Linked DNA regions of Homo sapiens: region 1 is linked to region 2. A link is a loop called in an ENCODE intact Hi-C map of the cell type or tissue named here. Cell type or tissue: Caco-2. All regions are shown on one strand. Each heading gives the region's core, and the rest is flanking DNA. Links, peaks and the distances in the headings are about the cores only.

Region 1 (2,825 bases), core at 31-2,530, 170 kb before region 2:
ACCTTTGCACTGTCATTGCTCACAAATGTGTAAGAGACTGATCAAAAGTAGGGAGGAAAAGAGTTGCAATTTCTTCACTGATGTTAAATCTTTGAGAATGAATTTGATTTTATAAAGAGCCAAACATCATTCAAAACAAAAGCAAGTAAATAAGTGAAGTGACTTATCAATGGGGATAAAAATGAATAAACACAAAAGGATGTGACGATAAAATCATGTCACACAAATTCAAGTGATTCATAAGCAAGCCTTATATCATTTCCCGATTTGGAAACTATAAGTGTTCCTAGGATTACTACACCATAGGAATAAGTTTTCCTCCCTCTTGAAGGAAGATCCTGGAAATAAACACACTCATGTGGATATATACCTCCTGCTCTGTTTTTTAGAAAGGAAAAAAGACATGAAACTATCTCATTTTGTTACTATCTGATGACCCCTTTTACAACCTTGTTTCAGTCTATGATGCCTTTTTATATATGTTGGTTTGTAATCAGACGAAACAGAAATTCAGATAAGCTTTAAGTGACTTGCCTATGATCATACATGGGTAACTCTCAGCAGTGGATTTTGAACCTAAATTGCGCTTTTCCCACCATGCTACCTATCCTTTTTTTGTACCCTACTCTAAAAATGTTTTATTTTCAGAACAAATTAATGCTAGTCAATCAACTGATAAGTGAAAATATTTAGGGAAGCAAGTAATACTATAAATTATTACTATTATCATTATTAATTTTTATTCCCAATGTTTCAAGATGGAGATAAACTTAATCTGCATGCATTCTTAAAGAGTGACTTCAGTTCTGTGTAGCTGGGTCTTGGCAGTTGGGAAAACACCCACAGTGACTTTAGTGAGATTTTGAATCATTTTATCTCTGGAGTCTCCCGTGGCTTTGTAGGTTCAGACAGAATGCAGTGAGAACTGCCTTTCCCACCCTCTTTCTTTAGCAAATTCAGACTCAGAGTGCGGGGATGCTCCAGCTGCATCCAATTAAACTCCCCCAAACAGGAAGGAAAAGGAGCTGACTACAGTTGCTGCAGAAACATTGAACAGTCTCATTTCCACAGACGGTTCAGCCTCCTCACCAGGACACACTCAGACCATGTCGTGTAGAAAGTCCATGCTCCAGAATAAAGCACTTTTAACAACTGGAGCATTGTCCTCTGGCATGGACAGTTTATTGCACTTTAAGAGCGTACACTATGGACTGTGCCCACACTGTGAGTCAGCAGGGGGAGCAGACCTCAGCTCCAAATTAGCTTCACACTGCCTTTCCTGACCCAGATTCAGAAAAGCCTGACTTTAAAAACCATGCACCTTTAAGATCAAGTCAAGGGCTGTCCCCATCTCTAACCATACTTGTTATTGCAATATGTCTAGGACCACATTTAGATGAAATATAGAGGTCTGAGATAAATAATACTATAAATTAAGCAGCCAGGCCACATAAGGAGACTTGCCTTAGGTTGTGGTGAAAGAATATTGAATCATTGAGCTTTCACAGTTTTTGTTTGACCTGATCAGAAGAAACAAATCTTAGTCTAAATTGAATTACTAGTGCTTTTTTTTTTTTTCTGCCTTGCCAAAGCCAGTATGTCTCACCAATACTCCCTATTGTTTGGCATTTTTTGCTTATCTCAGCTCAGGGAGAAGGCATGCATGGAAAGGCATGCCAAGTGGTCATCAAGACTAAATTTTAAAAGAATAATCTTACTTTTCCATTGTACTAATCGATGATGCTGTTACATTGCCACAGTAGAGTCAGTTACCATTGAATTGCATTGTTAATTCTTAAGGCTATGCAAATAGAATGATTACGAGAGCATCTCATTAAAACCAAGATAAAGATAGTGTGTATTTCTTGGCTAGAGTCCAGTATTTGGGTAGTTTCTTCCTTACCTAGTTAACGTTAAAGTCAGTGATACTAAGCTAGCAAATTTAACATATTATGAACAATTTTGACATTTAATCTAAAAAAAATGAGGTAGGTATTATTATCCCTACTACATTGAAGAGAAAACTGCAATTCAAAAGGGCCAAGTGCACACATTATAGTCATAAGGCTAGTGAACAGCAAACTTAAACTTGGGGTCCCAGCCACCTGACATATTATTTTTATCCCCCTCAACAATCCACCAAATACCCCTTAGTAAATTCAAGTAACTCTTGCAGAGCAGAGTGCCCTGCCAGTCCTGGGAAAACCTCCAGCTGCAGATGTGTTTATGTATTGGTAGAAGAAGGAAGAAATGAACGAGAGTTGGGTGAACAAAAATGCAAGTGCCAGGCCTTCTTCCTTAAGAATTGGTTATGTCACCTTAGGGTAGATCACAAAGCCCCAGCAAAGTTTTTGTGGGAATTAAATAGAAAAATGCATGTCAGATGACTAGTCTGGTGCCTGCATGTTGTAAGATCTGAACTTTAGATCCGGCATGGCTTTCAGAGGGAACTCCAAGCTTGAAGTCCTCATTTTTTGGGAGCTTTTTAATGAGCTTTAAGTTGGGATGTGTGAAGCTCAGACTCAATCGGTGACATTTGTCTCTTGCAGCCATGTGCAGGGAAATTGAATTGGAAATACTTGTGCCTTTTTGACTAGTGTCCACTCTCCTACCTGAAGGATAGGTGGGGAAGCATTTCTTGGCCAGTGACTCAGAAGATGTTGCTCAAGCTGGCTTCTCTGTTCCTGTCCAGAGCCATATATTTGGAGTTAAGTGGGACAGCTTTTCCAACAAAGCATGAGAGAATGACTTAGAGCCTTGGGGAGCCCCCTCATTGGTGGTCTAGCCTCATCTGTGTTTGGCTATATCTAGGGCATGATGTAAGA
Region 2 (2,825 bases), core at 260-2,759:
AGCAAGCCAAATGGAAGAAAGGCCCTCCAGGCAGAGGGAATAGCATTAAGCACAGGCCTAGAAACATGAAGCGCCATGACTGCTCCAACCAGGAAACACAGAACAGAGTCAAGTGCACTGATGGGAGAGGGAAGCAGGGAGAAGCAGGACATGATAGGCTGGGACTAGTTTGTCAAGAATTGTCTATTTCATGGAGGTAGATCTGCTAATACGGGTATTTTTGAGGTTAAGGATGTAGCCACTGCTAGGAGAAAAGTCCGATTTGGAATTCTAAGAAGATCCGAGATGAGTTCTTAGCAGCCAAGGTGAAGACAGCTTTTAGCTCCTGATAATCCTTCCCCCAAGACCTGCCATCACCGATCCTGCCTGTCCGACATCCGCGAACAAACAGATAGCAGACTTCTGGTAATCTCTTCTCTAGGCACACAGAGACTGTTCTTCTCACCTCTTATCACCGGGAGCCCTATCACCTCCTGCATCAGCCCCCCTGCCAGCCTCTCCTCTCCTCTCAGCTAAACAGGATTTTCTTCCTTAGTTTTCAGACTGGGGATAATCTTGTCACTTCTCCTAGAGTAGAAAGGCCTAGAAGTCAAGGGTTAGAAACTCTGGTGAAAATAATTCTCTAGTTGGAGCCTCTTGGCATTTGTATTAGAAACTGTGTTAATGTTTTCCCCTTTCCTCTGCTCCTCAAATTCCTGTTATGCAAAATTAGGTCATAATCATGACTTTTAGAAATTGGAAATATGCATACACATCCTATAAAACACAAGGTAAAATATTGGTATGTACCAAAACATTCTTCTCAATGTAAACATTTCTAAACAAACAAACATGCTTTGATTTCTTTCGTATTGTTTTTAATCTGTATGCTAAGGGGGTTATATATCCACATAAGACAACGTTGGAACCTCTAGGAATTTGCCCTAAGAAAGTAACTGGATTGCAATCAAAGCCATGAATGCTAGGTTGTTCTGTCAATGCTACCAAAAGTAGGGAAAAATAGAAAGCATCCTAAATTTCTACCTATTGTTGAGGATAGTTCAATTAATTTTCCTATACCCACTAAAAATTACAGTTTGGGAAAATAATGACAATGTAATTTCAAATGAACCAGTGGAAAACAGTAGCATGTATAATATTTATACATAGCATGGAAGGAAGAAATGTTGGAGGGAAGGGCAGCAGAATGTTAGCAGTAGTTATATCTCAGTGAGATGTTATACATGGTTTATTTTATTTTCCTTTTTGTAGGAAGGCAAATGTGATATTAGGTCACCTGCATGGAGGATCTGGGCCAGGTGTATGGCATACAGGAGCTGGTTAGGCCATAGCTTAACATTAAAAGTATGAACAGTAAAACCATGGCGGCCCCTGCTGACCAGGTGCCAGCTGGGGAGCACAGAGGCAAGCTCCATGGTTGACGGAGGGAAGGAGGCATGTAAGTATTCAGGATATCAAAAAAAAGAGGAGAATGCATACATAGACTTACAATCCTAAAGAGTTAAAATGGGACAGGGTTCATAAAAGAAAAATTAGTGATGCTTAAAAATCCAAATTTTAAGCTCCCAGTTCTAAGAAGCATTAATCCATCTGCTTCATGGGATTCAGACTAAAGCTTTTATTCATTTTTGCCAATTTTTGGAAAGACTCCATCCCTCCAGTTATATCTTGTTAGGCTCTTCTGGAACAGTAATACTCCCTCATGAAAGAATGTTCTAACTTCATGATGCCTTCCATTTCACAGTGATTTCTGCTTCATGGAGAGAAGAGATGGAAAACATAACTTTTAAAGTGATTTTTGCATTCTTCTTTAGATACTTTGCATTATTTTTTAAAAAGCTATAGACTTAAAAGATGAAAATTATAGACTTTGCTATTGTTATGGGCCGAGAATTGCACCTCACTTAAAAAAAAATGAGAGAGACAATTCTGATGTGAATCTCATGTTTATTGTTTTAAAAGCTCTGTGCTAATACCAAAAGAATGTATTTCTGGTGGGAAGTGCTATATTTCCATGCCTTCAGGGAATTTGACTTCTGTCCTAAAAATATATTTCCTTAGATATTATAAACAGAACACCTTAAACAATAATAAAATAAAATATGGCAAAAAAAAATCTACCACAAGCATAGCGATGTTTTACATCCTCATCATGTAAGGGCTTTAAAGCTATAGGAAAAGCCTGAACATCCACTCCCCCTTAATAGAAAAGTGTTCAAAGAATACAAAAGGCACTTTACAAAAGAAGTCTTGCAAGTGGCAAGCAAATGTGAAATAAAAACGTTAACTTTACGAATAATCAGTGAAATGAATATAAACACATCAGTAAAATAAAATCTGCTCTCAGTAGGTTAGAGAATGTGTTGTGTTTTTCTTATTGCTGTTGTTACATGTTCCTTGACATTGGTAAGCAGGTGTACAATAACATCCTCAGAACATTCTGGTGAGATAAATTGCTGCAACTTTTCTGCAGGACAATTTAAAATTGGCCTAGTTTTTTAACCCAGTAATTCTTATCCTTCCAATTTGTTATTTGAAAAGGCATGAATACGTTCATATTTCCAAATATGTAGTCACCACAGCATTTTTATAATAGCAAAAGTAACCCAAATAACTGAAAAGACCAAGAATAGAAAAATGTTCAAATTAATTACACTTAATCCATTTGATGGAGTCCTATGTGGTCAGTCACTAAAAATCATTTTTTGAAGACTAATTGCATAGGAGATTGTTTACAGTAATAAATAATTTTTAAAAACTTTAAAAATCTCAATATAATATGTTCCCCAATATGCTTATAAATGTATATATTTAAAATACTATCA

Evidence for each region. A loop is a pair of places that touch in the nucleus more often than their neighbours do. Peaks named below come from ENCODE experiments on the same cell type or tissue, not always from the same donor. Only the 100,000 strongest peaks of a DNase experiment are listed, where the experiment ranks them.
Region 1: a loop joins it to region 2, with 17 times the contacts of the local background. A loop is called at or near these places in 2 of 110 quality-filtered maps.

What each region holds. Positions count from the first base shown.
Region 1 is chr2:12,604,952-12,607,776 of GRCh38, reverse strand. No RefSeq gene overlaps it. Among named protein-coding and RNA genes, the nearest start is that of TRIB2, 110 kb to the left of the region's middle. RefSeq lists a silencer at 368-568. In Caco-2, for the core only: no CTCF peak of the experiment used is centred there; no DNase peak of the experiment used is centred there.
Region 2 is chr2:12,432,338-12,435,162 of GRCh38, reverse strand. The region is part of intron 4 of MIR3681HG (MIR3681 host gene); the gene reads right to left. Among named protein-coding and RNA genes, the nearest start is that of MIR3681, 230 kb to the right of the region's middle. In Caco-2, for the core only: no CTCF peak of the experiment used is centred there; a DNase peak (open chromatin) is centred at 1,372.